Linked DNA regions of Homo sapiens: regions 1, 2, 3, 4, 5 and 7 are each linked to region 6. A link is a loop called in an ENCODE intact Hi-C map of the cell type or tissue named here. Cell type or tissue: PC-3. All regions are shown on one strand.

Region 1 (4,000 bases), 170 kb after region 6:
ATGTTTAAGGCAGCTTTATTCATAATTGTCAAAACTTGAGAATGATGCTGTTTTAAAGCAGTGAATATGTTATAATTTTAAATAAATTAAAAAAATTATCATAGAACACCAGCCACTGAAGGACATTTGAGCCATTTCCAGCTTTTGGCAGCTATGAATGTAGCTGCTATATACATTTTTGTGTAGGTGTAAATTTTCATATCTGTACAGTTGATACCCTAGACCATAATTGCTAGGTCATAAATTAAGGGCAGGATTAATTTTGAAGAAACTGCCAAACTTTTCTAGTATGGCTGAACCATGTTGTAGTCGCTCCAGTAATATATAGAAGATATGGTTCCTCATGTTTTTGTTTTTTGTTTTTTGGGTTTTTGTGAGAGAGAGAGAGACAGTTTCACCATGTTGGCCAGGGTGGTCTCCAATACCGGGCCTAAGGTGATCTGCCTGCCTCAGTCTCCCAAATTGCTGGGATTACAGGTGTGAGTCATGGTGTCCAGACTCCTCAGGTCTTTATTGGCAGTTGGAACTGTTGGAATACTTTTGTTTATGTTTTTGGTTTTTTTGTTTGTTTTTTAAGCCATTCTAATAGGTATGTAGATAGCTCATCATAATTTTAATTTTCATTTGCCCAGTGGTTAATGCTGTTGGACATACTTTCATGGTCTTATTTGACATTCTTATCTCTTTTAGTGATGTATCTGCTCACATCTTTTACTCTTTGTTTTGTAGTGTTACTTGTTGTCTTATTGTTTTATTTTTTTTTTCTTTTTTGAGACAAGGTCAGGCTCTGTTGCCAGGTGCTAGTGCAGTCACACAATATGGCTCACTGCAGCCTCGACCTCCTGGGCTCAAGCAGTCCTTTGCCTCGGCCTCCTGAGTAGGTAGGACTAAAGGTGCATGTCAACACAGCTGGCTAATTTTTAAAATTTTTCGTAGGGATGAGCTCTGGCTATGCTGCCCAGGCTGGTCTCAAACTCTTGAGCTCAAGGGATATTCCCCCTTCAGCCTCCCAAAGTGATGGGATTACAGGAGTGAGTGTAGACTATTCCTGGCCTTATTGTAGATTTCAAGAATATTTTGTATACCCTAGACACTCAAATATGTTATTAGAAAATATTTTTCCCAATCTTTAGCTTGCCCCTTTTATTTTGTTAGCTGTGTCTTTCCCCAAACAAAAGATTTTCAATTGAAAGTTCAATTTATCATTTTCATAGACTATATTTTGGTACCATTTACAAATTTCTTATAACAAAATCTATTGGAGAATTTTTGTGAATGATTAGAAAAAAATCCAAAGTCCAAAAGAAAGACACTGGTTAAAACATAGTAGTTGCATATGGTAAGATTTTATGCAGCTATTATAAACCACAATTTCAAAGAATATTAAAAACACGAAAATACTTATATGTTAATTGAAATGTAGCAGAAGTCATCTAGTTGCATATGTGGGTGTGTACATGTCTGTAGCATTTACGTGTGAAAAAGTATTGAGAGAATAACAAATGTTTTTTCTGAATTTTCTTTTTTGTTTACCAAAAATGTATTTGTTAAAATCAGTAAAAAATGATTACTTTTGGAGAAAATGAATATTTCATTAATCCATATTTGTACTTCAAGAAATCAATACTTTAAATTTTATTTGAATATGGAATAAATTTTGTCATTACAATTATTTTAAACTTCATAATTTTTGACACTTTTTGATAGCTCTCTGTAGGCTAAAAGCAAGTACGTTAGAATCACTTAAAAATGTAGAACAGACACAATTTACCCATTTTTGTATGTGATTATTTCCAATATTGTTAGGTTTAATATAGGACAAGATTTTTAATTTTTACATTGAAATATTTCCTGATCTTTTATATATAAATTATCCTGTAAATATGTTTTACTATGATTACAAAATACATAGTTGATGAAAACAAAATAATTGATATTTTTAAAACGTGAATGTCTAGAAAGCAAGGAATCATATCTCATTTTTACCTAATACACATATTAGCAATACATTGCTTTTTAGCTTGGCTCATTTGAGATTAGTTTTAAGAAACAATAAAAAATGCCCCAGGCAAGATGATAGGGAGATGGATAATGAAGTGATGTGTAACTAACAAATACATCTCTGTTTTTAAGCCTCTCATTTTTTTTGTGAGATATATATCACAATTAATTCGAAATAATTCTAACCTTCTTCCTTAATGTTCTACATTGGTTGTAGCAGTTGTTTGTGTCCAAATGCATCAATGTTCTGCTTATAACATATAAACTTATAAGTTTATATCACAACCTTAGCCCCAGGAAACTAGCATGTGACAATACCTCTTCATCTAAACTGTTGTTGCAGCCACACCAATTATGTAATTGTTATGGCAGCCACTAGAGGGAAGAGTGACAAAGTGCTACAGCTGAGATACCCAGAGACGTTTTATTCCAGATGAGGCCCTGGCGTGCAATGATTTCTATCTCAGTGTCTTATTGCCTTCAAACTATAAATCATCAATATCCTTAGAATGAACCTCTTCTACACAATTAAGTATTCTTAAAATGCTTAATTTAATATTTTAATTCAGTATCAACATATTAGAGCTTCTCTAACTGCAGTTTGAAAAGCTAGATATTTAAATACCCTTATATATCCTCCCAAATTTTAGTGTCCAGAAAATTATCATCTATCCCTAGGTTTCAGACTTCCTTACTTGTCTGTACATCTAAAACATGTTTTTTTTTAAATCTAATTTATGAAAAGAAAAATCCCATACTTAGAGGCTTAAATTATATAATTGAGAAATACAGACAAGTAGAATCAACCAATTAACAATAATTTGTATTGATGTCAGTGCTGTAGGTGATTTACATACATAACTTTATTGAAAACCTTACAAGTTAGATGTTACTTCCATGATTTAGATGAGAAAACGGAAGTGCACATCGTGCCTAATCTTACACAAGTGTTGTAAATGTTAAATGATAATGTTTTTTGTTAAAGATGGACCAGTTGGACTGAAATAAGGACCAGCAGAGTTGCACACTTATGTAGCAGATTCTCATGAAAACTCTTGTAAGTGTATATATATTTAGTCAAGTTTTCAAAGTACGTGATCTCTCTCATTAAAACATTTGCAATGTTCTTGAGCTTTCTATTACTAGGCTGATAGAAGCCCTTTGTTAAATGACTATATGTTGAGTTTTAATACTCATAATTGGCTAGTAACATATAAAACATAAGCACTATCTAAAATATTGAGAAGCTGATTTCATATAGTTTTTTTTTCTTTCTATCATAATATTTTATCATAACGAGCCAGAGCAGGGATATAGCTGAAAAGATTAACAAAATCCAGAGATATTTTGTTTATTGTTTATTTAACTGAGGCTTGTAAGCTTGTAAAATATCAAGCATGTTCTTCTTTTCTTTTCTTTTTTTTTTTTCTTTTTGAGACAGAGTTTTGCTCTTGTCGCCTAGCCTGGAGTGCAGTGGCGCAACCTTGGCTAACTGCAACCTCCATCTCCTGGGTTCAAGCGACTCAGCCTCCCCAAGTAGCTGGGAATACAGGCACCCGCCACTACACCCAGCTAATTTTGTATTTTTAGCAGAGACGGGACTTCACCATGTTGCCCAGGCTAGTCACAAACTCCTGACCTCAGGTGATCCACCTGCCTCAGGCTCCCAAAGTGCTGGGATTACAGGTGTGAGCCACCGCACCCAGCCACATGTTCTTATTTTTGGAAAGCACAACAAGAAGGAGAGATTAGAAGATGATTTGGGACAGCTGTTTACTTATGAAACAAAAGTCTGAATAAAGGAGGAGGTGATAAATCTGGATGAATTAGGATAGGACACTTGAACAACATTCGAGGTGAAGAGTATTGAAGGTGTGCAAATGCTTGAGAATAATAAACAGCTTCTCCTTTCCTTCTCTGGATTTTGAAAAGGGGGAGATTGCGGGCAGGTCAAATTTTGTTAAGAAATGGTGTTCAGTTTAGAAGACCATGGAGAAAG
Region 2 (4,000 bases), 1.6 Mb after region 6:
GAGAATTCCAGAAATCTTACAATTAAGACTCATCCTTAAATTTATCTTCCTCTAGAACCATTCTCAGTACCTAAATCTATATTAGCCTGGGTTCTTCAAAAAAAGGGGTGTGTGTGTGTGTGTGTGTGTGTGTGTGTGCACTTTGAGAATATATTTATTTTACTATTGTTTATATCAGCTCAGAATTTTATTGTTGGATTTTCACAACTTCAAGTTTGACAGTGATTGCTTATTCTTTAACATGAGTTCCTAAATGTTAAAGAGAAATGTTAAGTTTCTAAATGTTAAAGAGAAACCCATTGTTCTTAATATTCAAAAGGCTTCTCAGTAAGTTATTACTTACACATCTCTGATACCAAATCTGTATTTTGTCAGTTATGGATGAAATTGGTTTCTGGGTTGATTTTCTTTATAGAGCTCTCCACCAATCTCACCATCACAAAACTGTTGCACTATTATGGACTCTATATTTAAATATTTAACTGAAGGTTTCTGGCAATGGTGGCTAAGGAGACAGTACATTAAACAATTAAGCATAAATTGATTTAATGTAAATTAAACCTATGACAGTTTCACTGCTTCTTTTTTTTACCTTATTGTAACTACTGAATTTATTGGTAAGGGTCATTATAATAATTTAACACTCATTGTTTGACATGGATGTAACTTGTCCTCAGCAATTTTAAATTAAGCTTGCAATTCAACACCTTAATTTATCTCACTATTTAGCCAAGTAATTTCTGTATTAAGTGTCCAGTCAGGGAGAACTATATCATTAGCAATCTCTAGGGTACTGATAGAATGTTTCCTCAATTCTGAATCAATCTTTCTCTCACACTGATTGTTTGGAAGCCAAGTCATTGTTAGAATATAACTCCTATGTGCTTCATAGCACCTACAGCTTCTTTGATCCACCCTGGGCATGGTTAATGGAGTCAGCAATATCATAATTAATGGAGTCTGTTGAAGTATTCACAGCTGGAAAGTATATTTAGAGGATATTTAGAATAAGTATAGTAATTAATTATTCTTATTTTATGCATGTTTTGTTTTCTAGTGTATTCAGTTCTTTGATACAGACTTACTCCATTTGAAGTTGAAAGTATTTATCTTATAAATAGCTGTATATATAGTTCTGCTTTAAATTAGTTTTTAATTTGTAGATGTTTCTCAGTATTTTTGGAGATGCATAAGATTTTCAGCCCTTCTTTGCATCATTATTTTTATGAATTCAGAAAGTTGAAAGAGGTGATGATTAGTACAGCTCCAGATTAATTTTGAACAGTCAAATCTCCAAACTAGAAAAAGAATCACAATACAAAAATGTAATAGCACATTATAGTGCAGAAAGCTAATTTCCTGTTGCTGTTACAGATTCACTCACTAAAAATGTCAGGACAATCTTATTTCATAATTTTAACACAATAGTGGAGAGCTGTTGTAATAGAGCAAGTATTTATGATAATTAGGTTTTGCTGAATAATGTGGTTCTTCAAAGATGATAGTTGTGGATATTGATTTTCCAAATGGACTGAGCCATTGATTGAACGCAATTTGAAGAGGAACAAAATTAGTCTCTTGAATTTACCTGGGGCTGCTACCGGTGGAATACATTATCTGAGGAATCCTATAGCTATGTTTAATAGGTCAAGGACTCCCCCTGCCTGTTGGTTCATTTGTGGAATCACTTCTAAGTTAATAATGTTTATGTCTAAAACCACAGGTGACTCCAAGGATATTGCTTAGTAATTGATATTTTTTCTTTGCTAAGATAAACAGATTCTGGAGTTAAATTAAGAATACTAAGCTTTTTGATTCATACAGCAAATGAGAAAGTAGGATGTTGATGACCCTTTGCAAATACAAGCTATTATTGGGAGATAAGATAGAAATTTTTCAATAGAGACAGCTGCCATAACAGTGATACAAATAGTTTTCAGGGTGAAGACAACTGAAATCACCTTCATATGAAATGGGACAGATTATTCCTTAATTCTTATTAAGCAAAGAAGCCTTCATCCATTGAGACTGGTGTAAATGCAGTCAAGTAAATAAACTACATTTCTTAGATTCTAAAGCATTTATTTTTTATATTAAATATTCATATTTTAGTCTTTTTGAAATTATAGCAGCACAACATATATTGTGCCTATTTTATATAGAATGTTGAATTTAGTATTATGAAAATGATGTACTTTACAATAAATAAAAAAAATCTAGCTTCTATGGAAATATTCATTAAATATTTGCATTAACTTTTTACATTATGAACTGTTTATAGGATACAGATAAGGCCAGAAAATAACATAACATCAAGTACAGTATTTTTTTAATTGCATCTAACATAAACAGCAACAAAAACCGAAGACAGTGTTGAATACTTCTGTCTAATGTGTCTCTCTGACACATTTCAAGTTTCTTTTTTCCATCTGTTAAAAGTAACCAAGCCTCCAGCCTGACAGATATCATTCTTGTGCATGCTCTTATACAATTATTTTATTTGTGTAAAAGTAGAATTGTTAACTATACACAGAGTATATGCACTTTGAATACTGCATTGAACTCATTCTAATATACTCTTCTACGTTTAATATTTGCAAAATTAGATTCAATGGCTTCTTAAAATAGCAAGTGGCAACATGATGTTTTATTTTATTGTAATAAGTAATATGAATATGTTATTTTGTAAGGTATATTCATAATGTATGAAATTTATCCATAATGTTGAATATACTTTATTATTTTATTTTTATTGGTTTTTATTGATCCTTATAAGAAAATTCCTCTCAGTTTATGTCATTCATTTTAGGTAATTTGTCTTTTTTTTTCTGGTAGATGTTACATTTTATTTTGCTTTATAATTCATATGCTGAAGTTTCATTTTATGTACACATATATATATATACACATATGATAGGTGTGTGTATATGCACATACACTCACAAACATGTATACATTTATATACACACACATATATATACACATCTATAAACACACACACGGCATATATTATGACATCTAAGGTCATACTTTTTCACTTTGAATAATTCAAATAATATTGAAAATATGATCAAGTGTTAAATATTAATTATCAAGTATTATTGTTTTCCAATTCCTTTATTTTAGTATTTTGCAGCTGCTACATGCTTAATCAAGTAATTTTTAGCATCTCTTTTACTTATTTAATAATTATTTCAAAGTGAAGTGTTCTTGGATATATGTTCCATTTCAAAAATTCTTTCTTTTACTATATCCTTTACAGGATTTGTGCTCTTAATTGGGTTTTATTTTTATTCCAATAGATGTTAAAGTTATTTAGAGCATTTATAATTGAATATATTTTCCCACAATTCAGTTATGCCAGATCTTTTCTCTTTCACAGTTCCTGATATGTAATTACACTCGTTTTGGTTATTTCATCTTTAATTAATTCTATCCTAATTATACATTTGTACTGTTATTTTGGTGGCTACACTAAAGATTATATGCACTGTTGACACACTATAGTAATATAAATATTTACTTTGCTGTATCCCTGAAAATACTAGAATCTTAAAAGACATATTATTGTTCTTATGGCTTTTAATTCTTCATATATTTAATGTCCTTAAGAAGTTATTTTTAATTTTTCACAGCCAATATAATGGGCTATTTATTTACCCTTTTGATTGATTTTTGTTCCTTCCTGGATTTCTATATTTCTTTGTGTTATCATTTTATTTCTGTCTGAAGAATGTCACCTAGATTTTTCTATAAAAACGTTCAGTGCAAGCATGCCGTAATAGATTCTCTGAATATTTATTTTATGAATTTTGTATATCGTATTTTCTCTGGAATGTAATTTTACATTAGCAGTGATTTTCTTCCAGCACTTTGGCAGTCAATTGTCTTCTGGCTTCTGTTTGTGTGAAGTTGACTATCAGGTTTTTTGGGTGCTTTCTGAAAAAAACAAGTTTTTCCCTCTGTTTTCTTTTAATATTTTCTCTTTATATCTGAAGAG
Region 3 (4,000 bases), 1.8 Mb after region 6:
TGACAGAAAGATCCAGAAAAAAAACTGTCAGCTATCTGGGCATCCCTTAACCCAGTCAAGTTGATTTATAAAAATTAACCATCATGCCATGGAAGAAGGATAAGCCCATCAACCCAAATTTGATTTGGATGTCAAGACAGATGATGACACACAGCACCAAGAGGATATGAAGATGACTTTTATTCATGTAATGGTGCTATCTGTGGAAAGCAGAGAAAGCTCCCAAGCAGGTTCAAACATGGCTTGGGAGACAAAGTGAGAGTAAGTGAGATTTTATGGTGATTTTGGATAGAGATGGGAGCTTACACGATTTCCATGATTTGTACTTCCCACCTATGCCAAATGAGGGAGCACCTGGGCTTTCTTATTGACTAGCCCAGGAATGGAGCAAGAGGGAAAGAAGGAGGGATGGGGCTTGAAATCTGTCAGAAAACATAAAAAGTGGAGCCTGCTGATTTATTACAAAAAAAAATTGCACTGTTAACATATAATATATGAAAATAAGATTAAAACTAAAGTTTGATGGATATTTTAGACATAATCTGCAATGCTTTATCACTTCTTAAATATGCATGTTATTCTTTTTGGAATACTTAACTCAGAATGTAAGTGGGTTTTTTTAAAAAAATTAACATATTTTTCTCCTCTAGTGTAACCTTGGGTATAAAATACACTTTCATTATTAACTATAACTTACTCTGCTTGTAGTTTGCAAAAGGGATGGTGAACTATAGTAACAGAAAGGTATCAGATTTTTTTTGAAGGTGGTGGGGTATAAAATACACTGTCATTATTAACTATAACGTACTCTGCTTGTAATTTGCAAAAGCGATGGTGTACTATAGTAACAGAAAAATAACAGATTTTTTTTGAGGTAAGTTAGGTACATGTTTTCATATGTATTCTGGGGGAGTCAGAAGAATGGCCACTATGCTCTTTAAAGGATACTCTTCTCTCACAAAATATGCTGCTACATTAAGAGAGAACAAACCTTACCCTCTGGAGAGTCCACTTAAATTTTAAGTTGCAGCCTATAAAATGTTTGTCCCTCTAAGGATGCCTCCTTTGCTAATAATTTTTAGAGTTTTTTCTTTTTGCTTATCATTATTAACGTCATGGTCACTGATACATTTTTAATGCATGCCCTAAAAAAGGACTATAATGTTTTCAATAGAGGAATGTTACGTTGCCCCCTCCCTTCTGAACACAATTCTTATTTTTTCTGAAACTCTCGAAGGCAAACTGTGAGTCTGTAAGTGGGGCACAGCATTAAAAGCTGAAATGATGGGGTACTATTTAATGCTCATTTTCCTTTTCTTGGATTGTATAGGGCTTTGCTATGGCTAGACATATCTATCTACAAGTATAGACTGACATTGAAGGACCACTGATAAAATAAACTAGCACTTGCAGATCCATCCAATGTCTGAATGACTTGTTAAAATTATCTTGCTTTCCTGACTTTGGTTTCTGATGCTTGAAAACCACGTGCAGTAACTTTCATGCTTACTCAATATGCATGTTGCTGCCACCTTATTATTTCTAAAACTATGAAGTGCAAAATCCTTATGAGATTAAAGCCCCTTGCATGGGTCATTGCCACACCTACACCTGGTCTCTGCTCCTCACTCCTCTCAAAGCTTGTCCTGCTTCAAACAGTTCCCTAGCTACTCTGCCCAAGGGATAGAGAAATGGCTTTCTTTTTTCTCTGCTCTTTGCTGCCCTCACCTGACTGAGACTGTCCTATTAAACATTTTTGAAAAGAGTATGGTTGGGTCAAGGCGTATATGTCCTAAAAACTTTAAACTTCCTTTATTTTTAATAATTACAGAGAGAAACAGACATAGAATAAGAAAAGGCAGAAAAACATAAATAAATACTAAACATAAATTACCACTATAAGATGCTGATCAAATCATATCTAAGAGAATAACTCTGCCCTGTTTAGTGCTGATCCTGAGACCTTGGTTTTGTAATTTCAAAAATTGTGCCCATAGGATTTGTTACTTTCAAGTATATTTTGGTGCATGTTGTTCTGCGTTGTCTTTATTGGTGTTTTGGAAGTTCAGTTAATTATTTTAAATAGTTCATCTTGTGAAAAGGAAAAAAAAACTAATAATCTCAATACCCAAAGATGATATTTATTTACATTTTTCATGGTATTCCCTTTAGTCATAAACATACAAATATTTACATACATATATATAACATGACATCTAAAATATGAAATTATATTAAAATGCCATATATTACATATAAAACGATATGCACATGCATATCTGTATGTTATAATGTTACATATTTCAAAAATGAGGAGACTTTGAAATTATATTTTCAACATTGTGTCTGTGTTCAGGCCATTTTTATGTTGCACATGTTTAGATTCAAATCATCAATTATTCAAACTTGCACAGAAATGCATGACTTAATCTAGATAGCTAGAATTTCACAGTCTTGTTTTATCTACACTGAATGTTACAGACACATAGGTTGGGGAATTACTAGAATCTGAATATCACATATCTTTCTTAATTAAAAGACTTGCTATTTCTCTGAAGGAGAATGGAAACAATATGGGTCCTAGTAGATCTCCATAGAAGAGTGCCAATTAGCCCTTTGACAAAGTTGCTAGGTGCTTCCATGACTAATTTCCATAACTGTTTGAGTGCAGATGAAAATAGTTCTAATATGGCTCAATAGTTGAATATTACAGTTATAAATTCATATAAAACATATTTCATAATATAAACATGGTTAACATTTTGTAATTTTTTTGTACTCAAAAAAGTATAAGTCATCATTTTACTTTCATTAAGTCCCTATTATATTTGAACCGGAACGTGAAAAATACCCACTTTTAAACTAGTCTAAGATAAAAATGAACACCGGAGTCTTTTGTGCTTTTTAATTTTACAGGGAGATTCTGCGCCATAATTTATCCATCTTATTTCCACACAGATCATGGCTTTATACCACTTGTTTCAACAAAATGTGTCTGGAGTTCACAGTGTTGGCAAATGCACCCATTCAGGTGGTTGTGTTACCCAAGTGTAAAATCCTCAGTCTGTGTAAAATAAGAAAACACATTATGACATATTTTACTGCCCAGGATTAGTCTGAAGGTGCCAATGTGTTATTAGCCGAGAATGATGCATGCCAAAAACGACAAAAGTCCAATTGTCAAGGCAAGCACCTGCATCTGTTCACCTGAAGCAATGATTCCTACCTCTCCAATTATTCACAGAAACTTGACTAAGTTCCACTTTACACACTGAAAACTATCCCTGGCCTCCATCTCTCCCCTTGAGCAGACAGTGCCTAGTATGGCACAGGTACCTTAAATTTAACCCAAATGACACTAAATGTCTGCTTTTCCGGTCATACATGATTTAAGGAGGGTGAGAGATCTGATGAGAAAGAAGCAAAACCAGAAAACGTCATTAACTTTTTGCAAAATCCTCCAGGCTTCAATTGGTTCCCAATTTGTTCTCTATTATAAAAAGGTAAAATCTTAAAATGAAACAACAGAAAAAACAAGCATGACTTGCATTGACTACAAGTTAGTGCCTTGATCGTCTCTCCTCTCCATCCGCAATCTGTCCAGCAAAAAAAAAGTAGAGATGGACACAAAGCAGCCTGAGATATGATTGCAATTGTAATTTTTCTGCCTATATCTGCAAAGATTGTCAATTCTTTTAGGACTCAATAGCCACCTTTGGCATGGTAATGTGTACTAATTCATGCTGTTTTAATAGAGAAAGAATACTTCTCTACTAAGGCATTTTTTAATCTACAGCTTAGGACAATTCCATTCCACTTCAATGGAGGAGAGGAATACTTAAAATATAACTCCCTGTTCAAGGAGAAGATATGTGAGGAAAACTTCTTGCTCTCAATTTATTTTTTTAAAACTTTCTAACAAATTTTCAATTAATCTGGTCACCAAGCAACTGATTATATACACCTTCATTAGGAAACTGTTATTCAGAGATAAAGTGGT
Region 4 (4,000 bases), 1.1 Mb after region 6:
GCTGGAAAGGTACGTTTTTCTTTCCTAGTGTCTCTGGGCCAAGGCAATGCTAAGAGGTTTGGAGCCCAAGATGCGGCCATTCATCTCAGTCATTGCTTTAGTAGCATCCTCAGGAGAGGAGAAGCAGATCAAGCCAAACCCTTTGCTCTGCCCCTCTTCCTGCATTACCTTAACTCTGCTAATTGATCCAAATGAAGAAAATTCGTTTCGTAGTTTTTCATCATCGATGGTGTCATCAAGGTTCTTAATATAGAGTTTTACCCCCTGGCACCCACGAATTCGTTCCCTTTTCAGCTGCTCAAACATTTGCTTTAACTCAGCCTGTCGCTCGACTTTCTTTTGAGCCCGGCCTACAAAAATCAGCTGCCCATTTATGTCCCTTCCATTCATTTCTTCAACAGCTTTCTTGGCAGCCTCATGGCTATCAAAACTCACAAAGCCAAAGCCTTTGGATTTCCCACTGGAATCTGTCATCACCTTAACACTCAGAGTTTTGCCATATTTGCTGAAAACGTCCTTCAATCTCTCATCATCCATGTCACCTCCAAAGTTTTTTATGTAAACATTGGTGAATTCACTGGCTTTGCTTCTGAGTTCAGCTTCACGATCTTTTCGGTTTTTGAATCTGCCAACAAACACCTTGCAGCCCTTGAGTAGTTTTCCATTCATCTCCTCAATGGCCCTGTCTGCAGCACTCTGGTTCTGAAAGTGCACAAATGCATAGCCCTTGGAGCCTTGATCATCACTCATCACCTTGGAGGAAAGGATCTTTCCAAAAGCTGAAAAATGTTCATAAAGGGTTTTGTTATCGATAGATTTGTCCAGATTCTTGATGAATACGTTCCCAATTCCAGATCTCCTCAAGTAGGCATCGCGCTGAGACCACATGAGACGGATGGATTTGCCTTTTATGATGTCAAAGTTCATTGTGTCCAGCGCCTTCTGGGCATCAGCCAGCTGCAAGAAGTTCACGTAGGCATAGCCCAGAGAGCGGCGGGTGACCTGGTCCCTGCAAATGCGGATGGACAGCACAGGCCCCACAGTGCTGAACTTCCTGAACAGCAGGTCCTCGGTGACATCTGCATGTAAGTCACCCACATACAGGGAGGCCATGCGGTACTTGGCTGCTACATTCATCTCCTTGTCCTTGCCACTGTGAGTTTGTCCCCTGGAGTTCTTTGAGCAATCCCTGTGGGGGGATACTAGGTCACAGCTTTGGCCCGGTTCAAGTGTGGAGGCCTCGGGATCACCACACAAAGGCCAAGCAATGGAGTTCAGACACGACTCCCCCAGCTCAGGCAACACCCTCATCCAAAAGTCCCCACAGCCACCAATCTGGCCCTCCTAGGACGCGGCAACAGAACTGTGAAATCGCAAAGAGAGATTATTAGGACAAGACGTTCCTTCCCCTCAGATTTGTGAGAAAACTTCAAGTGGCGGGCTGGCCCTCCATCTGAGCATTCTCCACAGACGCCCTGGTCGCTGGTTTCTGAATAAAAATAGGCCTCGCTCAGAGTGGTTTAAAGTTACAGCCGCTCAGGGAAGAACTCCACAAGCGGAGGCGTCAGAGGCCCCAGCCGTGGAGTATGGGCTGCGAGGTTCTGCCCGGCAGAGACCCGAACCTGCCAGGTACCGGGTTCTGCAGGCGCCGCCGCCGCCGAGGCGCTGCCGGCAGCGACGCGGGCCAAGGGCGTCCTGAAGACCTAGGGGGCCCCTCCGACCTCCCGACCCGCGCGGCGCCCGGAGAAAGGAGGCGTGGGGGAAGGGGAGGCTGACAGACCGACGGACTGACGGACGCGGCGAAGCGGGCGGCCAGGCGGGGGCTGGGGGCTCACCGGCGGTCGTCTGCGGGCGGGCGGGAAGCCCGGAACTCGCGCGCTGAACTTCCCGCGCACTCGCTGCCAAGTGGGATGTTTTCTTTTTAATATTTTTTTTAAGAACGTTTTTCTTCCCCCCGCCCCTATTACACGTTTCCCACCCTCCTCAGATGGCTAAGCTGAGAAGCAGGAGGCGGTGACTGGGGTGGAGAAAGGCAGCCGAGGGGAGTGGCCCCAATAAACCCACCCGCCCGCAGGGCTTTGCATGGGTCTGAGTGAAGGAGCCTTTCCAAATGTGGATCAGGGCCTGTCACTTCCTGGCTTCAAACCCTCCAGTGGCTTCCTTTGACTTTTGGATAAGGTCCAACATCCGCACCTTGTTCTATAAAGTTCTGCAGGATTCCTGAAATGTTCCAGCCTCAACTGCTGCTTAGTTCCCCTTACAAAACTCCAAGACACACTAGCGTTTTTCAGAGCCAACTTTATAAAAATGTGTTCTTCGGAAATGAGTTAAAATGCTCTTTCCAAATAGATGTTTTTTCTAAACCCCTCTGACAATTTAGGTTTCCCTCTTAGAAACTCTAACACTACCCTGTACTTGCCGGCTTTTGTCTAATTACAAAATATTGCATATTTCGTAACAATAGAAGCCATGTGCACTTTATTCTCAGGGACTTGCAGACAAGGGATGTGCAGTATTTATTGAACAAATCTTAGCCTCAGGTTAGTTTTCACATCTAGTTAAATGGAGGCGGTGGCACTTATCTTAGAGAGTATTTTACGTGTGAAATGAGTTAATAGATTTGGAAATGGATAACACAATATCAGATACATAAGTGGTTTCCAGTAACAATGATTTCATTTTCTTTAGCATTAAATAAAATTCTTTAGTATCTAATGAATCCTTAAAATTTGAATCATAATGCATCTTAGAGAGTCAATAAGTTACTGTCACGGTAGCATGACCTTGATTCTCCAAGAGTGCCAGAACCTATGAAATTAACCTGTGGTCTCAGTTGTACTTGTTTACAGAAACAAAAGCCGGGCTGGATGCCAGTAGCCACAAACAAGCCACGAGATAAAAACTCAGCTTGGCAGTGCTACTCAGACAGACCTGAATCCTCACTTCCTTATCATATTAAAATCTCTGCCCAGTGGGGAGAGATGCCCTTTGCTAGGCACATATAGTAAGTGCCCAGTGCAAAAGAAAGAACAAGACTGCACACATTCTAGTTTTCTCTGGAAAGTCCCACCTCTTTCCAGGAATTCGCATCCTTAGTCTCCACCTTCATGCTCTAAGAGACCTTAAAAATCCCCCTTCTGCACACACCTGGGGAAAAGGTGAATGGGAAGCTCACCTTCTCTACTCTTTGAACAACAAATAAAGTTTCTGCTCTGCTTAACAGAACCTCCCGTCTTTCTACTGTCTCAATGGCAACAGGCAGGTAAAGGACCCACTGGGGTAAAACAACCCCTCTTCAGGGCAGAACATTACCTGCAAATCTGAATTGGGTGGATCAGTTAATGTAAGGCAAATTTAGTACTTTTTCACTTTACTGGACATAGGAAAAAACTAGTGCTCTTGTTGAAAAAGCAGATTCTGATTCAGTAGCTTGAGGTGGACCTGAGATTCAACTTTTCGAACAAGTTCCTGAGTGATGCAAATTCTGCTGGTCTCTGAACCACACTGAGTAGCAAGACTAAATGAATCCTCATTTAGAGGGATCTTTTCTAATGTAAGAACTGGAAAACTAAAAATATGTGTTTAACTTGCAGAAGATAATAATACTCTAGCAAAATTCATTCTTAGAAATGCATTAAATAAAACTGGAGCATGATTTTCACTATAAAATCCAAATTGATTGTAATCTATCTAAAATTTCCTATGTGGGAGATGAGAAGATGCCACTCCAAAATATGAGAGATTACTGAGCTGAAGATAATTAAGAAGAAGCAGATGCAGGAAAGCTCACTGCCCTCCATCTACTTGCCTAAAAGCATGATAGAGTTATAATGAAAAATGTTACCTTGCCCTCCCCAAACCCACTCGCAAATGTTAGCCACTGAAGACAACTTTGGACCCTATCAGCCTGGAGAAGGTACGAGAGGAATCTATATTAACAAATTTTAACAAGATAACTAGCATTTATCTACCATTGATTGATTCACCTTCCCCCAAGTTG
Region 5 (4,000 bases), 340 kb after region 6:
TAATAATAGAATTCTGTGTGAGCATTTGGATCCAATACCTTTTCTCCATAACCATTAAGCACATAGAAATATAAATAGAAAAAAAAGTTCCACTAAAAATAGAGACCAAAAAAAGTATGTATATTAGACGCAAATGACTTTTTAAAAAGGGACAGCATTAATATGAAGAAAAATACAGTATTTGTTGAAAACCTTAAAACATGATCTTAGCCAACGGGAAGACAAAATATTCTTTATCCTTCCTGAATAAAAATCCAAAATAAGAAAAATCTTAGTTGTACCAAAATAAATATATAAATTTAATACAATTCAATTTATTGGATCTGAAAAAGTACCTGAAAGTTGAAATATACATATAAAAATTCTAACAGAACCATATGAAAAATATGAACAGCAAGGTAGTACTTTATAGAAATCAGATAATAGAATAGAGAAACAAAATAGATCATTACTGTTTTTATTACTTAAAATATAACACATTTATTTTAATTCAGTGTGAAACATATTTAACATATGTAGATAGATCAAAATTCACTAGGAAGAAAATAAAATTGGATCAATATTTTACATCATATCCAAAAATAGATTCCATAAAAAGTTTTAATTAGGGCAGTATTAGTTGTTAGTTGTCTTGGTGGCATATCTACCAATTAGTGTAGACTGGATTAACGAATATGCCAAGATTTCTGAATAATATATCATTTTTATAAAGAGTGACTAAACCTTTCTCCCCAGCACTACATAACTATGTCTGTGGGTGAGTGTAGGTGTGGGTATGTGGGAGTATACAAATACACATTTGGAAAAGGAACGCCAAACAAAAGAGAAAAGTAACGAAACATGGGCCCTCTTTCTCATTAAAATACTAGTTTATGAAATAAGTTATACATAAATATTAACATATAATTATATGTATGTTTTAAAAATATGTGCTTTCAGATCACATTGGCAGTTGTGTTTGTATAATCAATATCATCTTTTAACTTTTTGGTATTACGTATTATTTTACATGCCTGGTCTCCTTTTCCTATAGTTCTGCTGCATCTGGTATATGTTGTCAGCATCCTGTTTACCTTTTATAGTGGTTGTATTCTATACAGATAATTAGTTATTGACCTTGACCTTCTCTTCTCTGGAGTTTGGATTTATCGTATCTGGTAATGTGTGTATAGAGAGGAGCAAAGTCGAGGCCCTGCCCATATCCCTCCTGGTGAGTGAGAGAAGGACACGATGGGCTCTGGCATGGAAAAACACAGGCATCTCAGAACCATCACTGTGTATCCTTGTATGCTACCCCTCCACCAACTACTTCTCTCTTCAAAATTGATTTTCAAAGTTTCCAAAAGGAGCAGTGTGTAAGGAGAAAATGACTTTTAGAATACCACCTGCCAGCCCTGAGAGTTTAAAGAGATAATTTAGAGAAAAGGATGGCTAAGACAACTGGTCAACCTGTGTTTCCATTCATCATCTTACCACAGCAGTGTTTAGAATTGCCATGGTATCACCCCACCGGCACCTAGTGATCTGCAGGTTGATACTATTTTAAATCCCATAGTTAGCATGGGAACAGACAGTGACTCTTCAGGTCAATGAGAGGATGAGATAAAGATAGAGTTAAAAATCACTTCCTCAACCCATCTTCTCCAAAAAAATGCACAAACTAGTTCCTAACCGCCTGGAGTTTCCCTAGGATTTGGTCATTGTGTGTTTATGGTTTGTTTTATACATCTCTTGAACCACAGTTATCCATTTTAGTGTTATATTTTTCTGAGGTTAATTTTGCTTTTCTGATCATGAATATCCATTGATATGGTTTGGCTCTGTGTCACCACCCAAATCTCATCTTGAATTGTAATCCCCATAAACCCCACATATGGAGGGAGGAGCCAGGTGGGAACTGATTGTATCATGGGAGCCGTTTCCCTCATGCTGTTCCCATGATAGTGAGTTCTCACAAGATCTGATGGTTGTGTAAGGCAGTTTTCCCTGCTCTTGCTTGCTTCTCTCTTCTGCCACCATGTGGAGAAATTCCTTGCTTCTCTTTCACCTTCTTCCATAATTGTATGTTCCTGAGGCTTCCTCAGCTATGTGGAATTGTGGGTCAATTAAACCTCTTTCCTTTATAAATTACCCAGTCTCATGTATTTCTTTATTGCAGTATGAAAACGGACTAACACATCCATTATTTCATTATCAGCATTAAGTATTTTGAATAATGGTATAATTTTGGAACACAGAAAATGTCTTGGTCACTTGCTTGAAAAAAGTTGCATGTGTATACGTCCTCTATTATAATTATGGATGTGTGTGTGTTTTTGAGTGCAGGACATTATTTGATGTTTTGCATAATATCGTTAGTTGCAAAATACTAGTATTTGATGTTTTGCATATCAGTGAACTTAGGTTGTAATCTGAGGCAGCTTTTGTTTTTACTTTTCTTGGATTTTGCATTTCTAGCATTTTCCGTTTGCTTGTCCCATGCTGATGCACTTCACTGGAGCTGGCTGTATGTAGTTTTTTACTCTGAGCTGCCCAATTGATGTACTTCCTGCTGATATTACTCTGTTGTCAGAAATCTCACATTAGCTTACTAACCACTAGAGTACTGGCCTTTGGCTGTATTGTCTGTAGAGATGCCAGGTGGCCATGCAATCGGCATTAATGTGTGATATAGTCCATTAGCCTCGAGTCTTTCTGAGGTTAGCTGAATGTTCCAGGCAGACTTTAAACAAAACACATTTATTGACTGAGTGCAGAACTTTATTGCCTGAATCACTGTTGAACTGCCCTTGAACATTTTTATTTGTTAATGTACTTACTCATTTTTACTCTTTACATACTGTTGATTTCAGCATATTTTATAATCTGTGAATATTATATTTGGTTACATAGTATTCTCACTTGTAAAATATTCTATATTAAATCAGGAATCATTACATGTGCTTCCTATTTTCTTTTGATGTAGAACTACAGGAATTTAAGAAATTATAGAAAATTTAACTATACTCACAAAGAGAAGTGAAATGCAAACAGAATAATCATCTATATTATTTAGCTGAAGGCCTCTAAATTTCAGGCAGAATATTTGGGGTAGGAAATAATATGAATGTAGTAAATTGGTACACCACATTAATATATAGATGTAATAATGTTTACTTAATAATTTTAAGAAGATTGTGGAATTGGTCTTTAGTAATATGATTTTCCAAATTCCTTTTAAAAAAATTTACATTTATGAGTCTCTGAAAAGCTTCCTATTTTCTGTAATTCTATTGCCTCTTGGTATAAACATGTGTTTAAATCTATAGTTACATTTCATGTGTCATATATTTTCTATGTTCACAGAGAGAGATTCTGTTTTTTATGTAGATGATGACTTTAAGAAAAATTAAACACAATCTTATAGGATCTTCTGGGATAATGATTGCTGACTACTGATAATCTAAAAACCAGATCCTCAAGGAGAAAAATATAAAACCATATGAGCTAAAACTCAATCCAGTTCTATAGCAAAATTCAAACAAAAATCAATGAGTACTACAAATTCTTTCTATGTAAGTGGGGAAAAATTTTACACCATAAGATCCATCCCTGAAACCCATGAAAAATATGGTGGAGACTATACGGCAAAGAAAACTTTTATCAAGACCCTAAACATTTTGAAATACAGATAAAATTACCTTCAAAGTCAGAGCATCTCACTCTACATGAGAAAATACTGAGAACAGGGCTGACACGAGGTGGATTTTAAAATGGGATGCTGGAAAACCAAATGAGAGGAACTTAAGAGGATGCAGGACCTGAGGAGGCAACCTTAGGGGGACCACTTCCAAGAGAAAGAAAGTGATTTGGAGGGGACATACAACCTTTGTGGCTAGGTTGCAAGGTAGAAAAAAAATATGTAAGATACGTCCAGGGATAAGGGGACAAAAACTAATCACTCTCTGAAATCAATAAAGAATCACAATAATTATTTTTAAAAACTCTCTTCACTAAAAAG
Region 6 (4,000 bases):
AGGTTAAGAGACATTTTGGAGAAATAAGATATTTTAATATCCAAAGCAACGGAAGAAAAGGGTAAGATGAGGTAATACATTTTAATTTTTAGAAAAAGAAGTCATAAGGCAATAAAGACTGTCATTTTGATTGAAATCCATTTATCTGCATTCTGAAAGATAGTATGGAACAAACAAAAGTTTTCAAAGGACTATTTACTACCAAAAGACACAATACGTGAAGAATCTGACAAGAATGCATGTTCAATGTCTGTCATCAACCCACCTCCCCAAAACCAAAAGAAAATATATGCACACACACACATATATATATGCATATGTATACACACACACACACACACACACACACACTTTGGAATCAGTATCACAAACCAGTGCCCAATTTAAAAACATTCCTGGACCTCTTATTGATCAATTTCTCTTACAGAAAGGAGCAGAGTATAGTATCTGAACTGAAACAGTATTATTAGAAAATGATATTGTGAGCATTAGGATGTATAATTCATGTTGCTTTCATTTGCTCAGACCATTGTAAAAATCCATAAATCATTTTTTGTTCATGTATTGCTTAAGTGCAATTTGTCATTTTGCATTAGAGGGCTGCTTCAGCTCATTCAGTGCTTTTAATTCACTGTTTAGAGTTTAACAAAATGTTGTCCCTGCTTGATAACTGAAAAGGCACTGAAATGTGAAGCCACCCCAATATTAACTAGGTTAAACAAAATGGAGAAGCACATTTCTACTTTCAATATCAAGATAATGGTGCTTGATGGGATATCTAGTATTTTCAATCCCAAGAACAAGGATTGGTTTGTTCTCTGATGGGCTTGAAGGATTAAAACACAGTAACTAAAGAGTTACCTGAATACTTAAAATTGCATATGCTATAAATCTTTCCCAGAAATTCCAGTCAGCATTCACTTTTTACTATAGATGAACAAAAACTAACACAATGTTTGTGGCATTGGTTCCAAAGCCTTGTCTTCCCACCTCTTAAGTTAGATTACACTACCACAAATAAACCTATTTCATGCTTACCCATAAAAGATGCAATGCACTTTGGGTCTTTTGTATTTGTTCTCTGAGCTGTGCTTGCTGAGAATGACAAGTGCCAGGAACAACCATCTAGGTCAATCCTGGTGGAGCCTGGTTATTGATAAAGTAATTTTTCCTTCCAATTCTAAAAAAAAAAAAAAAAAAAACTTCCCTCAAAGCTCTGGGCACATAGCAATAATAAGAGGATTTAGAAACAAATTGCTTTCAAGTCATGTTAAATCACTGCAAACACTCATTTATCCAAAGGCTGGTTAACAAACTTGTTTCTGCCCCACCCTTTGCAGCAAAGGGCAGAGAAGAAAGCAATCCCTTAACCCAGTTTCAAAGTTTGTAAAACACACTTGTGGGATCCTTAGCGCCCCCCTGTTTCTGCTGCACTTAAAGCCCAATGAAATAAAAAATGTGCACTATCACTCTAATATATAAACCAGGACTTTTATGAAAACTGATTTTGATAACCTCCCTCCAAATAATAAAACTATTCCTCTGTTTCTTAGGGTGCAGTTTGTCCTGGCTCAAACAGTTTGCGCTCCTAGGGGGTGGACGGGGGAGGGTGAAGAAGGGATTACGTACAAAATATTTCCTTCTCCTTTTCCGCTCCAGTAACGGGGGGATTGAGGAACACAGAATATACATGATGCTCTACACTTCAAAGAGGTAGTCAGCCTCATTACTGAGGCTGCCGTATATACAAACCTCATCTCACTAAATTCTGGGGTCCACGGGAGTAAGAATGAAAAAGAAAAACGAAAGGCAGGGATCTGTTTGATTGACACAGCAAGGGAAAAAGTAAACCTGTTACATTTTAGAGGCATTTTAAAAGGCAAATTTAAAGTGTTGTTTTGTTTTGTGGGTGACGGGGCATGGTTGTTTTAAAGGCTCTAGGGTAAAGGGGCATAGAAGGCTATTAATGCCACTATCTGATCTTGGCTCCAAACAAAATGCTCTTGGAATTGCCCTTGGCTGGAGCTATCTAGCGGGAGGCGGAGGACCAGGCTCTGTTCTGTTCGGCCGGGAAGAAGACCCTACCGTCACTCCGCCGGTCCCTGGCTGGCGCCACAAAGACTAGAAGTCGGAGAGGCGAGACCTCTAGGGGGCCTGGGCTCAGCGACGCTGGTGCGGACACAGACCCCTATGACCCAAGAAATCTTGTAGAGCCCCCAAAAGGCGAGCTCTCCAAAGCAAAATTCTCTGGCCTGCCCTATGCTGATTTCGCCGCTAGGAGACGCCTGTAACCCACGTTTGCGGAGAGAGTTCCATTCAAACACATCTGCTACCAAAAATAAAAATAAAAAATAAAAAAAAATAAAAGCAGCTCAAGTGTTACAGTGGATGTAGTGATTATTTACAGGCAAATCTGGCCATCTCATCTCCACCTCTGGAAGCTCTCTGGCTTTCAGCATATGCCCCAAGTCAGCTCAAACTTCATCTACATTTCAGGGGTAGAAACCCTCTTCCCCAGTTTCTGGATCTGCATTGTCATTCAGCTGCATGTCTCCCACATGCAAACACGCGCGCACTCGCGCGCACACACACAAGTGTTTCCATACGTACAAATGAACGCATTAGAAAATTACCGTCATTTTTTAAAAGGCTCCAGGATTCTGACGAGTCAGCTTGAAGAGCTCAAAACATTTCATTTCAATTCTGCAGATCTGAAGAAAAAGAAAGGGGGGAGGGGTGGAAGTACAGATGCAATACCGTATTAATATTCAGATACACTATAATCTCCTTTTCATTGATCCACAGGTCCCTTTATACACTGCCGCTCCATTCTCAGCCGCAGACGTGATGCTAAAATCATTTTAACTGCAGCGGTTTTCGCTTGGCTTTGGCCAGTCTTCAATTTACTGCAGCTGGAAAAGGATTAGCCATTTTTGCTGGAATCCTTTCCTTCTAAGCGCTCAAAGGCAGGACCCATCTTCATGAAAGAGCCAAGTGCGGGGGCCGGGGGGACCCGGCGTTGCGGGGAGTTGGGGCGCGGAAATCAGGGCAGTAGACGTGCATTCGCGGGACTCTCAGAAGCACGTCTCAGGCTACTATCACGCCCATGGACACTAGCCCTCCTTAACTCCTTGCCAGGAGGAAATGGCAACGTATCTCCAGGTCGGAAAACGACTCTACTTTTCCCGCAGGTTGTGGTGGTGTATTCTTGGGTCATTCATTACCAGAAAGCAGCAAAGGACCTTCCTATCTCTTTGCATAAAAAGGAGATTGAATAGGGGCTTCTTTCGTGAATAAACAACCAATTCCTTGCTAGTGGCCCATTAATTAAAAATATATATTTATAGATCTTTCCTTAGAGAACTGGCATTCTATCCACTCTCCAGCATTAAAGAGTTCGCGCTGTGTTTTAACTTCACAAGAACTAGCTATGTGGATGTGCCGCGTTGCCCCTGCGCCTCCGGAAGGGGCACTCACAGCTGGTCAAGCGCGTCCTTCGGAACTCGGGGAGGCTCCGTTGGGGCTTACACAGAGCTAAGCCCTGGGCCAGGGAGGATGGATGCAAGTACCGTGCATGTGCAAACGTGTTCGCAGATACCCGCAGCGGTGCACACTCGGGCCCCTCGTGTGCACGGGCCCTGCCCACCACCCCGCCCGCGTTCGCCGCCGCCCCACTGTCCTCATCCCGCGGGCTGACCCCAGGATTGGCAGAAATCAGTGGTCTAATCTAGCATGGTGGGTAAAGGGATCGATCTCCAATTGCCAAAAAAAAAATAGAAAATAGCCGGTGTTCCCAGCCGCTGCGTGGCACTTGGCCGCACAAGGCGCAGGGATATCAGAGGCGCTTTGCAGCGCTTGGCGGTGCTGTGTGCCGGATGCCCCAGAGCCCGGCGTTAGGATGGCGGGCTTGTAGGAAGCGGCTCAAATCAACTCCTCAGTCACTGATGAACGCGCTCACGGCTCGAAGCTAGGTCCTCGAGTGAGTTAATCTACTTGGTAA
Region 7 (4,000 bases), 690 kb after region 6:
AGGAATTGCTGTACTGCTTCTCACAATGGGTGTACTAATTTATAATCCTATCAACAGTGTGCAAGGGTATCCTTTCCTCCACATTCTCACCAACACTTATCTTTTGCCTTTTTGATAATAACCATCCTAACAGGTGTTAGATGACATCTCATTGTAATTTTGATTTGCATTTCCCTGATGATTAGTGACATTGAGCACCTTTATATATATTTGTTGGCCATTGTATGTCTTTTTTGAAAAAAAAGTTTATTTAGGTCCTTTCTGCCCATTTTTAAGTTGGGTTCTTTCTTTGTTTTTGTTTTTTTTTTTTTTTTTTTTTTTGCTATAGAATTGTGTGAGTTATTTATGTAGTTTGGCTATTAATGTCTTATTAAATATATGGTTGGCAAATATTTTCTCCCATTTTGTTGGTTGACTTTTGATTTTGTTGTTTATTTCTTTTTTTGTACAGAAGCTTTAAAATTTGACATAGTCCCATTGGTTTATTTTTGCTTTTGTTGCCTGTGCTCTTGGTCTCATATCAAAAAAAAAAAGTTGCAAAGACTTATGTCATAGAGCTTTTTCCATAGGTTTTCTTCTAGTGGTTTTATGGTTTCAAACCTTACATTTAAGTTTTTAATCCATTTTGAGTTAATTTTTGCATATGGTGTAAATAAGAGCCCAATTTTGTTCTTTTGCATGTGGGTATACAGTTTTCCCAACAACATTTGAGGGGATTCTCCTTTTCTTATTATGTATTCTTGGCACCCTTGTTAGTGAATGAATGTCATATATATATGGGTTTATTTCTGAGCTATCTTTTTATTCCATTGATTTATGTACCTGCTTTTATTCCAGTACCATCTGTTTTAATTACTATAGCTTTGTAATATAGTTTAAAAACAGAGAGTGTGATACTTCCACTTTTGTTTTTCTTTCTCAAGATTGCTTTAGCTTTTCAGTGTCTTTTTGGTACCCTATTAATTTTAGTTGTTTTTTTTTTCTATTCTGGAAAAAAATGACACTTGAATTTTCATAAGGATTTCATTGAATCTGTAGATTACTTTGGGTAATAGAACATCTTTAAAATATTAATTCTTCCAACACATGAAAATGGCATATCTTTCTTTACTTTTTCTCTATGAAGTCTTGCTCTCTTGTCCAGTGGGGAGTGAAGTGGCATGATCACAGCTCACTATAGCCTACTTCCCAAGCTCAAGCAATCCTGATGCCTTAGCCTCCCTAGTAGCTAGGATTACAGGAATGAACCACCATGCCCAGCTAACTTTGTGTTTTCCATAAAGACAGGATCTTCCTATGTTGTCCAAACTAGTCTCAAACTCCTGAGCTCAAGAGATTTTCCCTCCTTGGCCTCCTAAAGTGCCAATGTGAGCACCGTGCATGACCCACCACACCTGTCTGGATATCTTTCCATTTATTTGTGTCTTCTTCACCTTATTTAATCAGTACCTCATAGTTTTAAGTGTGCAGACCTTTTACTTCTTTGGTTAAATATATTCCTAAGTATTTTATTCATTTTGATAGTATTATAAATGGGATCATTTCCTTAATTTTATTTTCAGATAATTCATTACTAGTGTATACAAAGACAACTAATTTAGGTATGTTGATTTTGTATCCTGCAGTTTTAATAAGTTTTTTTATTTGTCCTACAAGTATTTTTGTGGAGTCTGTATGATTTTTTTATATGTAAAGTGATGTCATCTGTAATCAGATACAATTTTACTTCCTCCTTTCTACCAATTTGGGTGATTTTTTTTTTCTTGCCTAATTGCTCCATCAAGTGGTGAGTGTTCACCATTGCCTTTTTTCTGATCTTAGGGGAGAAACTTTTAGCTTTTCACCTTTGAATATGATGTTAGATGTGAACATGAAACATACCAACTGTATTACAGTGAGGTATATTTTTCTATACTTAATGTATTAAAAGTTTTTTTATAAAGGAATATTGAAATTTGTCAAATACCATTTTTTCATCTATTAAGATGATCATATGACTTTTATTTTTTATTCTGTTATTGTGGTGATATCACTTTTAATGACTTATGTAGATTGAACCATCCTTGGATTCCATAGGTAAGTTCTATTTGATTATAGTGTTGATTTTTGTTTGCTCATATTTTCTTGTGGATTTTCGCTGTTAGGCTTATCAAGGGTATAGATCTGTAATTTTCTTATAGTGTCCTTATGTGGCTTTGGTATGAAGATAATGCTGGCATTGTGAAATGAATTTGAACATTTTTCTCCTCTTAAATTTCATTTTTTTTTTGTGGGGGGTGATTCGAGAAGCATTAGTATCAATTCTTTTTTAAAAGTTTGGTAAAATAGAATAATGAGGCCATTTTGTCAGGAGCTTTTCATGTTGAGGAATTTATGATGACTGATTCAATCTTTTTACTTGTTATTTGTCAGCTCAGACTTCGTATTTCTTCATATAATTCAATTTTGCTGGATTGTAGGTTTCTGCAAATTTATTCATCTATTATAAGTTACTCAATTTGTTGGCATGTAATTATTTATAGTAGTCACTTTTGATCTTTTGTATTTCAGTAGTATCAGTTGTAATGTCTCTTTTTTCATTTGTAATTATACTTACTTGAGTCTTTTTCTCACTCACTCTCTCTCTCCCTCTCATCAGTCTAACTAAAGGTTTGTCATTTTCACTTATCTTTTCAAATACAAGATAAACTCGTACTTTTTTGGTTTTCCTCTTGTTTTTCTAGTCTGTTTCATTTTTTTCTGCCCTAATCTTTATTACTTCTTTTTTTCTGCTGTTTTTGACCTCAGTTTGTTCTTCTTTTTCTAATTCCTTGAGGTGTGAAGTTCAGGTTGTTTGAGTACTTTTCTCTTTTCTTAATATAGGCATTTATCACTGTAAACTTCCCTCTTAACACTGCTTTTATTGCATCCCATGTTTTAATATGTTTTATTTCTATTTTTGTTCATCTCAATATACTTTAAAAATTTCCCTTTTCTTCTTTTTTTCACCCATTGGTTGTTCTGAATTGCATTGTTTAATTTACACATTTTTGTGAATTGTCCAAAATTTCTTCTCTTTTTGATTTTTAGTTTTATGTGGTCAGAAAAGACATTTAAAATGATTTTAATCTTCTTAAATGTGTTAAGACTTTCTTTATGACCTAACACATAATCAATCCTGGAGAATATTCCTTGTGTCTCTCACTACTGTTGAATAGAATGTTCTGTACATGTCTGTTGGGTCCATTTGGTCTATAGTGTTATTCAAGTCTGCTGTTTACTTTTTGATTTTCTGTCTGGTTGATCTAGCCATTGCTGAAAGTAGGGTAAGAAAGTCCCCTACTATTACTGTATCATTGTCGTTTCTTCATTTAGTTCTGTTAATATTTACTTTCTATATTTAGGTGCTCCAAGGCTGGGTGCATATATATTTACTATATTATGTCCTTTTGATGAATTGACCCCTTTATTATTATTGCTTGTCTCTTGTGACAGATTTTGACTGAAAGTCTGTTTCGTTTGATGTAAATATAGTATAGACACTCCTGGCTCTTTTACTTACCATTTGCATGAAGTATCTTTTTCCTGTCAGGTCTCTGGGCTGATGGGAATCCCTCTGGAATTGTGCTTGAGTGAAATTGGTGCCAATTCATGTGGTTGCTGCAATGTTCTCATTGGGTTTGTGATTGGTGGAACTGTTACCAGGGGCACTACTGGGTGTGGATCTTCTCTGATCCCTAAGTGGGTTGGACAACCTCTGGAACCTTGGTCAGTGCAGTTGATGCTAGGATAAGGTTCCAATGAAGGGTCTTCAGAATCTTGGCCATTACCAGGTGTGCAGATAGGAGTGGCTTCCCCAGGGTTCCTGGAACAGCTCCCAGTGAGTAATGAAGTAGATCTCTGGGCAACCAGCACTGGCTCTGGATCATGCATGAGAAGAGCTGAAACCACATCACAAGGCTGCTTCAGGATCTACCACTAAAACTGAGGTCTGGCTCCCTCTGGGGTCACACATGGCATG

What was found. Hi-C counts contacts between places; a loop is a spot of excess contacts. Peaks named below come from ENCODE experiments on the same cell type or tissue, not always from the same donor. Only the 100,000 strongest peaks of a DNase experiment are listed, where the experiment ranks them.
Region 1: a loop joins it to region 6, with 2.4 times the contacts of the local background. A loop is called at or near these places in 8 of 110 quality-filtered maps.
Region 2: a loop joins it to region 6, with 6 times the contacts of the local background. A loop is called at or near these places in 6 of 110 quality-filtered maps.
Region 3: it touches region 6 in a loop (21-fold over the local background); 12 of 110 quality-filtered maps call a loop at or near these places.
Region 4: it touches region 6 in a loop (6-fold over the local background); 6 of 110 quality-filtered maps call a loop at or near these places.
Region 5: a loop joins it to region 6, with 8 times the contacts of the local background. A loop is called at or near these places in 21 of 110 quality-filtered maps.
Region 7: it touches region 6 in a loop (15-fold over the local background); 4 of 110 quality-filtered maps call a loop at or near these places.

The regions. Positions count from the first base shown.
Region 1 is chr4:133,318,387-133,322,386 of GRCh38, forward strand. No RefSeq gene overlaps it. Among named protein-coding and RNA genes, the nearest start is that of PCDH10, 170 kb to the left of the region's middle. In PC-3, a CTCF peak has its summit at 2,378 (motif pointing right); no DNase peak of the experiment used is centred here.
Region 2 is chr4:134,776,165-134,780,164 of GRCh38, forward strand. No RefSeq gene overlaps it. Among named protein-coding and RNA genes, the nearest start is that of LINC02485, 350 kb to the right of the region's middle. In PC-3, a CTCF peak has its summit at 1,668; no DNase peak of the experiment used is centred here.
Region 3 is chr4:134,904,905-134,908,904 of GRCh38, forward strand. No RefSeq gene overlaps it. Among named protein-coding and RNA genes, the nearest start is that of LINC02485, 220 kb to the right of the region's middle. In PC-3, CTCF peaks have their summits at 331 and 1,732; no DNase peak of the experiment used is centred here.
Region 4 is chr4:134,199,883-134,203,882 of GRCh38, forward strand. It overlaps PABPC4L (poly(A) binding protein cytoplasmic 4 like), which reads right to left and starts at 1,907. Exons shown (of 2, transcript NM_001114734.2): 1 at 1,836-1,907; 2 at 1-1,363. The coding sequence starts at 1,137. The coding sequence ends at 25. In PC-3, no CTCF peak of the experiment used is centred here; a DNase peak (open chromatin) is centred at 2,119; H3K4me3 peaks cover 2,095 bases; H3K27ac peaks cover 1,488 bases.
Region 5 is chr4:133,481,816-133,485,815 of GRCh38, forward strand. No RefSeq gene overlaps it. Among named protein-coding and RNA genes, the nearest start is that of PCDH10, 330 kb to the left of the region's middle. In PC-3, CTCF peaks have their summits at 2,041 (motif pointing left) and 2,240; no DNase peak of the experiment used is centred here.
Region 6 is chr4:133,144,566-133,148,565 of GRCh38, forward strand. It overlaps PCDH10-DT (PCDH10 divergent transcript), which reads right to left. Exons shown (of 9, transcript NR_125885.1): 2 at 2,634-2,711; 3 at 1,039-1,180. Among named protein-coding and RNA genes, the nearest start is that of PCDH10-DT, 2.6 kb to the right of the region's middle. In PC-3, CTCF peaks have their summits at 1,395 and 2,268; no DNase peak of the experiment used is centred here; H3K4me3 peaks cover 2,726 bases.
Region 7 is chr4:133,837,743-133,841,742 of GRCh38, forward strand. No RefSeq gene overlaps it. Among named protein-coding and RNA genes, the nearest start is that of PABPC4L, 360 kb to the right of the region's middle. In PC-3, a CTCF peak has its summit at 1,785 (motif pointing left); no DNase peak of the experiment used is centred here.